Linked DNA regions of Homo sapiens: region 2 is linked to region 1. Evidence: chromatin loops called from intact Hi-C (ENCODE). Cell type or tissue: heart right ventricle. All regions are shown on one strand.

Evidence for each region. Peaks named below come from ENCODE experiments on the same cell type or tissue, not always from the same donor. Only the 100,000 strongest peaks of a DNase experiment are listed, where the experiment ranks them.
Region 2: it touches region 1 in a loop (2.6-fold over the local background); 5 of 110 quality-filtered maps call a loop at or near these places.

Annotation. Positions count from the first base shown.
Region 1 is chr7:98,327,790-98,331,789 of GRCh38, reverse strand. The region is part of intron 3 of BAIAP2L1 (BAR/IMD domain containing adaptor protein 2 like 1); the gene reads left to right. Among named protein-coding and RNA genes, the nearest start is that of BRI3, 48 kb to the right of the region's middle. In heart right ventricle, no CTCF peak of the experiment used is centred here; a DNase peak (open chromatin) is centred at 2,179; H3K4me3 peaks cover 1,003 bases; H3K27ac peaks cover 2,123 bases.
Region 2 is chr7:98,392,573-98,396,572 of GRCh38, reverse strand. All of the region lies in intron 1 of BAIAP2L1 (BAR/IMD domain containing adaptor protein 2 like 1), which reads left to right. Among named protein-coding and RNA genes, the nearest start is that of BAIAP2L1, 6.5 kb to the left of the region's middle. In heart right ventricle, no CTCF peak of the experiment used is centred here; no DNase peak of the experiment used is centred here.

The sequences.
Region 1 (4,000 bases):
CTGGCTTTTAAGATTTTTCTTGGCTAGGCATGGTGACTCACACCTGTAATCCCAGCACTTTGGGAAGCTGAGGCAGGTGGATCACCTGAGGTCAGGATTTCGAAACACAGTCTGGCCAACATGGTGAAACCCCATCTCTACTAAAAATACGAAATTAGCTGGGTGTGGTGGTGCATGCCTGTAATCCCAGCTACTCGGGAGGCTGAGGCAGGAGAATCGCTTGAACTCGGGAGGCGGAGGTCACGGTGAGCCGAGATCACGCCATTGCACTCCAGCCTGGACGACAAGAGTGAAAGTCTGTCTCCAAAAAAAAAAAAAAAAAAAGATTTTTCTTTTTGCTAGTCTACAGTTTGAATATGTATACCAAGGTGCAGATTTTCTAGTATTTATCCTGTCCTGTGTTCTCTGAGCTTTTTGGGTCTGTGGTTTGGTGTCTGCCAGTAACTTTGGAAGATTCTCATATTATTACATCAGTTTTTATTGTTTTTGTTCCCTTCTCTCTTTTTCTCCTGGTATTTCCATTGTGGCTATTTATACCTTTTGTAATTTTCCCGCAGTTCTTGGATATTCTGTTTCATTTTTTGTTCTTTATTCTCCTTGCATTTCAGTTTCGGAAGTTTATGTTGACGTATCTTCAAGCTCATTCATTCTTCCCTTGGTCGTGTCCAGTCTGCTGGTGAACTTATCAAAGGCATTCTTTGTTTCTTCATTTCAGTGTTTTTGATTTCTAGTATTTCTTTTTGAATCTTTGAGTTTCTATTTGATATAGTTTGGATATCAGCCCCCTCCCAATTTTATGTTGAAATGTGACCCCCACTATTGGAGGTGGGGGCCTAGTGGGAGGTATTTGTGTCATGGGGGCAGATTCCTCGTGAAAGGCTTGGTGCCCTCCTTGCAGTAATAAGTGAGTTCTCACTCTATTAGTCCACATAAGATCTGCTTGCTTAACAGAGAGGGCACCCCTCCCACTCCCTTGCTCCCTCTCACACCATGTGACATGCCTGTGCCCACGTTGCCTTCTGCTATGAGTAGAAGTTTCCTGAGGGCTCGCCAGAAGCCAAGCAGATGCTGGTACCACGCAGAACCCAGAGCCAAATAAACCTCCTTTATTTTTTATTTTTATTATTATTTTTTTGAAACAGTTTTGCTCTGTCACCCAGGCTGGAATGCAATGGTGTGATCTCGGCTCACTGCAACCTCCGCCTACAGGGTTCAAGCGATTCTTTTGCCTCAGCCTCCCGAGTAGCTGGGATTACAGGCGTGCGCCACCACGCCCGGCTAATTTTGTGTTTTTAGTAGAGACAGGGTTTCATCATGTTGGTCCAGCTGGTCTAGAACTCCTGACCTCAGATGATCCGCCCGCCTCGGTCTCCCAAAGTGCTGGCATTACAGGTGTGAGCCACCACGCCTGGCCTAAACCTCCTTTATTAATGAATTACCCAGTCTCGGGTGTTCTTTATAAGCAACACAAAACGGACTAACACATCATCTCTCTGCTTCCATTACCCATCTCTTCTTGCACGTTGCCCACTTTTTCCCAGTAGAACCCTCAGCATATTAGTCATGGTGGTGGTTAGTTCTCTGTCTGATAATTCCAGATTCTCTACCACATCTGAATCTGGTTTTTTTTCTTAGCATGCCTGTAATGTTTGCTGCTTTTAGAAGCTGAACATGACGTGTCAGATAATAGGAACTGAGGTAGATGAGCCTTTAGTGTGAGGATTTATGTTTATCTGGCTAGGAGTTAGCATGGATTTAACGATAGAGGAAGCTGTATTTGTAACGGAGTCAGAGGCTTTGGTTTTCCTCTGATGTCCTTGTTTTTTCTCGCTGCTGTTGTCTTTGGTTTTCCCAAGAAAATTCTTCTAAATGAAGCCTGTGTCTTACTTACGGCTCTGTGCTGTAATCCACAGATATTATCCCGGAGCCCTGTTGATGGATAACTTGGTGGCCAAGTACTGGGGAGGGGAAGAATCTTCCTCTTATGTTTAAATCCCTGTGTTTGGATGGGTGTGGGGTGATAGGCCAGAGTTCCTGGGATGCCTTTTGGAAGAGTTTCTGAGTCTTTTTTTTTTTAAATCCCTTTACTTGAGACAGGAAGACTGGAGGGGGCTGGAGTTAGCAAGTCGCCCTTTCCCTGGTCAGATAAGGCTTTATTACAGCAGATTCCCTTGAGGCCCGGCCTTCCGTACAGAGAACATAACTGGAACAGAACAAAGCTCTGGGCATATTTCAGAATGTTTACCTCCCACCCCCTCTACCAGAAGCCTCAGGGGAAGCTTATCCAACCTCCCCTTGAGAATGTGGTGGGACTCCTAGACGTAAAACTCATGAAAGTGTGGGGACCGCCCGCAAAGACTGACCCCCTGAAGTTTGCAACTCTCAGACTCCTCCATGCCAAGCCCCCAGCAGTTCTTCCACTGCGGTGTAAGAGTTTCTGCCAGGAATGGCCCCAGCATTGGTCTCTGCTCCCTGTGAACTGTGAGTCTCTGCGTCAGCCTGTCCGTCTGGTTTTCAGGGTACATCTTCACCCTGTGAGCTTAGTCCTGTCATGCGTCTCAGAATTACTGTTTCTTATTTTAGCTTGTTTCCATTTGTTTAGCTTTTTCTTATTATAAGGGAGTGACGACCTCTAAGCTCTTAGACGTGCTGGAGTGGAAACCGGAAGTGCCTTTGCGATTGTTTTTGCATCAACGGTGACCAGATGTGTGTGTTCTCTGATGGATCAATCCTGATGGATGCAACTTAAACTATAGGAGAAATGTCAGCACTTCAGACTGAGGTTCTCAGTATTCTGTTTAAGGTTTTAAAAGATAGAGGAAAATAAAGTATACTCTACAGGTATGTTCCCTTAGATAACAGGAGATTGACAGTTTTTCCTTTGAGGACTCCGGGACTGGGGAAAGAAAGGCTATGACAGAAGTGTCGAGCTGAGTGTATAGATGGATATGTGTAAAGTGCACCAAAAAATGGTGACTACAGGCTGAACAATCACATGTGTGGATTTTATTTCCAGAAAACAAGTACTCGCCTAGAAAATGGCCTGTTGAGGAGTGTGTGGGCACATTTTTGTTGGTGTGTATCATGAATTTTTTTTTTTTTTTTTTTTTGAGATGGGATCTTGCTATGTTGCCAGGCTGGTCTCCAACTTCTGGGCTCAAGCAGTCTTCCCACCTCAGCCTCCCAAGTAGCTGGGACTCCAGGTATAAGCCAGTGCATTATTGAACCCATCTGCTCCACGTGTCTGGACTGGGGCACCTCAGCAGCCAGTGTTTCTCTCCAGAACACTGGAAAGCACAGTACCCACCGAAGCCTGTGGAGCAGGCACTCTACACAGATGAGAATACCACAGCTCCAAGAGATACTGCAGAAAGAGGTTAGGGAACTTCCCGGGGATGCACAGGTACTAAGAGGCCTGTCTGATGTCATTGCATCTTCCTGCGGATGCTGTGACCTTTGCCCCGTCTTCGTGTCCTTGAGTTCTCTATAGAGGCTGATCCAGAACCTTCTGCCTTCTGAAGCTGCGTCCAGTCTTTTCCCTTTCGTGGTGCCTGGCCCTTCTCCGGCCTCCTCAGCCAGCCTTCCCATCTTCCTCATGAGCTCTTCTTCCTAAAGATCTTGTATTCTATTACTCAGAGGTCAGCAGTCGCTTCTGACTTTTTAGTATGAAAAAAATCAATGTCTTTTGAGCAATCCATTCTAGACTTATATATAAAATGAAGGTGTATTTGTGCTGTGTCTAAAAGGGAACCCATTCTCCAAAAAAAAAAACAATGTTCGGGTTTCTGCTTGCAGCTCTTTTTGGCTTTTCACCTCCAAGTCTTCAGCCATGTCTCTCATTTTCTAAAATTGAGGTTGCCAGAGATTTTACTGTTAAGCAAAGCGTTAATAATATTTATCCTGTTAACACACTTCTCCATTTCCCCCTTACCTCCCTCAACCACACTGGATTAACCGCCGGAGGTGGATGAAATCAATTTATTCCTCTCTAAAAAGAAAT
Region 2 (4,000 bases), 65 kb before region 1:
AGTCCTAGAGTCTCTTAGTGACCGGCTGCCACATCCCACTTACCATGCCTTTGTTTGTATGGTAATTTAGTTTCCAGTGACCAAAGATGCACAAACCGAATACATTTTCATAATGTGGCGATCTAAGGTGTCACTGGAATTTTCTGTCATTCTGTTAATTCATCATCATTGGCATGTTTTGAACAAACTCTCTTAATAAAATGAGGCTAGGAGCGGTGGCTCATGCCTGTAATCCCAGCACTTTGGGGGGTCAAGATAGGTGGATTGCTTGAGCCCAGGAGTTCGAGGCCAGCCTGGGTAATGTAGTGAGACCCTACCTCTACAAAGATACAAAAATTAGCCGGGTGTGGTGGTACGTGCCTGGGGTCCCAGCTCCTCAGTAGGCTGAGGTGGGAGGATCACTTGAGGCCAGGAGGCAGAGGTTGCAGTACTGAAATGGTGCCACTGTACTCTGGCCTGGGCAACAGAGTGAGACCCCATCTCAAGAAAAAATGATTATTTTTTGACTAAAAACTGTGTGGAATGTTGAAGAAAATAAAAATCCAATTTGTTTTAATTCCATGCACATTAGGTTTCCCTTGGAGGTCTGTGCAAGACAAGAATTAATACCCAAAACTGAAATAGTGTCACAAATGTAAATCAAAAGCTACAGGCATGTAGCTGGGACCACATGCACCGCCATGCCCGGCTAATTTTTTATTTTTGGTAGAGATGGTGTCTCACTGTGTTGCCCAGGCTGGTCACGCACTCCTGAGCTCAAGTAATCTGCCTGCCTCGGCTTCCCAAAGTGCTGGGATTACAGGCCTGTATTCAAAGCTGTAATAATTCCAACTCAATATTCCAGCTTAAAAATAAGTTATAAAAGCTGCATAAAATTTAGTTTAACTTATCTGCTGACACATGCAAATATATTTTAAAATTTGTTTTTAAAACTTTTTATTGAATAGCAATATACATAAAGTTGTGCTTAAGTATACATAGCTCACTAAATTGTCACAAACTGAACACACCTGTGTAACCACCACCCAGATCAAGGAGCAAACCATGGCCACTCCCTGAAGTCCCCCTCGTGCCACCTCCCAGTCGCTGCACCCCTCCAAGGGTAGCCCCTCTCCTAACTTTTTTTTTTTTTTTTTGAGACAGTCTTGCTCTGTCGCCCAGGCTGGGGTGCAGTGGCTCAGTCTTGGCTCACTGCAACCTCCACCTCCCAGGTTCAAGCGATTCTCCTCCCTCAGACTCCTGAGTAGTTGGGATTACAGGCTTATGCCACCATGCCCAGCTAATTTTTGTATTTTTTAGTAGAGATCGGGTTTCACCATGTTGGTCAGGCTGGTCTCGAACTCCTGACCTCGTGATCCACCCACCTCGGCCTCCCAAAGTTCTGGGCTTACAGGCATGAGCCACCACACCTGGCTGGGATTATTTTCTTTCTTTCTTTGGTTTTGTTTTGTTTTGTTTTTTTGAGACGGAGTCTTGCTCTGTCACCCAGGCTCAAGTGCAGTGGTGTGATCTCGGCTCATTACAACCCTTGCCTCCCGGGTTCAAGCGATTCTCCTGTCTCAGCCTCCCGAGTAGCTGGGGTTACAGGTACCTGCCACCACGCTGGCTAATTTTTGTATTTTTAGTGGAGACAGGGTTTCACCATGTTGGCCAGGCTGGTCTCGAACTCCCGACCTCAGGTGATCCGCCTGCCTCGGCTTCCCAAAGTGCTGGGATTGCAGGCGTGAGCCACTGTGCCCAGCTGGGATTATGTTCAGACTATTCCAAGATATTATGAGTCGTGCTTTATGAATGTTCTGGCTCACGTCTGATGGCCATAGGCCCTCATTTCTCTTGGATAGAGACACAGGAGCAGACTGGCTGAGTATTAGACATTCAAATATTTTGCTTTAGGAGAAACTGCTGATTGATTTTCCACAGTGACGCACCAGTTGCCATTCCACCAGCAGAGTATGAGAGTTCCAGTTGCTCTTCATCCTTGCCAGCTGCTGCTATTTCCCATCCTTTTAATTTTTGCCATTCCTGTGGGTATGTGCAAAAAAATTTTAAAGTAAACACAAACAAAATCGTTTGTTCCAGGCCTGCTGATGATCTGCCGTTTCTCTGTAGGGTGTATGTAACCTTGGCAGGGAGCCCTGTGGGAAATCCTTCATGTCAGAAGACAAACCAAGACCTAGGAAATTCTGGTCTGAGAGGCCATACAGTTGTGGTAGTCACTAGAGGAAGACATAAACTGAAGTTCATTAGACTCTAAAACTATCATAACTGCATGCATGAAAGGGATTTTTTGTTTGTTTTATGTGTGGGTTTTTTTGTTTGTTTGTTTGTTTTTGAGACGGAGTCTCCCTGTCGCCCAGGCTGGAGTGCAGTGGCGAGATCTCTGCTCACTGCAAGCTCCGCCTCCTGGGTTCATGCCATTCTCCTGTCTCAGCCTCCCGAGTAGCTGGGACTACAGGCGCCTGCCACCACGCCCGGCTAATTTTTTGTATTTTTAGTAGAGATGGGTTTTCACCGTGTTAGCCAGGATGGTCTCCATCTCCTGACCTCATGATCTGCCTGCCTACCTTGGCCTCCCAAAGTGCTGGGATTACAGGCGTGAGCCACCGCGCCTGGCCTAATTTTTATATTTTTAGTAGAGATGGGGTTTCACCATGTTGTTCAGGCTGGTCTCGAACTCCCGACTTCAGGTGATCCGCCCGCCTCGGCCTCCCAAAGTGCTGGGATTACAGGCATGAGCCCCTCACTGCGCCTGGTCCAAAGTAGGTACATTTTCAAGAAAAGTTACATAAACCAGGCGCGGTGGCTCACGTCTGTAATCCCAGCACTTTGGGAGGCCGAGGCGGGCGGATTGCGAAGTCAGGAGATCAAGACCACAGTGAAACCCCGTCTCTACTAAAAATACAAAAAATTATCCAGGCGCGGTGGCGGGAGGCTGTAGTCCCAGCTACTCGGGAGGCTGAGGCGGGAGAATGGCGTGAACCCAGGAGGCGGAGCTTGCAGTGAGCTGAGATCATGCCACTGCACTCCAGCCTGGGCGACAGAGGGAGACTCCGTCTCAAAAAAAAATAAATAAATAGAAAAGTTACATAAAAAGAAAAGGAAGGTATTTTCATTAATATTTAATTAACAAGAAAATGCAGTTAACCATAACTTTGCACCCCACTCCGAGCTCCAGTTTAAATAGGGTTCATCTGTGCTTTCAACATCCCTTATGTAATAAAACCCTTTCATGGCCGGGTGCAGTGGCTCACACCTGTAATCCCAGCACTGTGGGAGGCCGAGGAGGATGGATCACCTGAGGTCAGGAGTTTGAGACCAGCCTAGCCAACATGGCGAAACCCCATCTCTACCAAAAATACAAAAATTACATATATATATAAACACACACATATATGTATATATATACATATATGTGTACATATATATGTACACATATGTGTGTATATATACATATATGTGTACATATATGTACACGTATATATGTATATATGTGTGTGTATACATATATGTGTACATATATGTACACGTATATATGTATATATATGTGTGTATGTATATATATACACAAAAATTACAAAAATTACATATATATATCTATATATATAAATAAAAATCAGCTGGGCGTGGTGGCGGGTGCCTGTAATTCCAGCTACTCGGGATGCTGAGGCAGGAGAATTGCCTGAACCTGGGAGGCGGAGGTTGCAGTGAGCTGAGACTGCACCACTGTACTCCAGCCTGGGTGGCAGCAAGAATCTGTCTCAAAAAGAACAAGAAGTGTAAATAAGTGTGCCCAGAATCCTGCAAACCAGAGATAACACTAACTATTGCTGTCGCTTTTTCTGATACTTTTCCGTACATATCCCCATGTCAGTTTTCTGTGCTCTATCATTTTGATGACTGCACAGGACTCCATTTTTCATCATAATTTATTGATCAGCCCCTGTGGTTGGACATAGATCATTGCCAGTACTTTGCTATTACAGCTCAGCCATGGGCATGG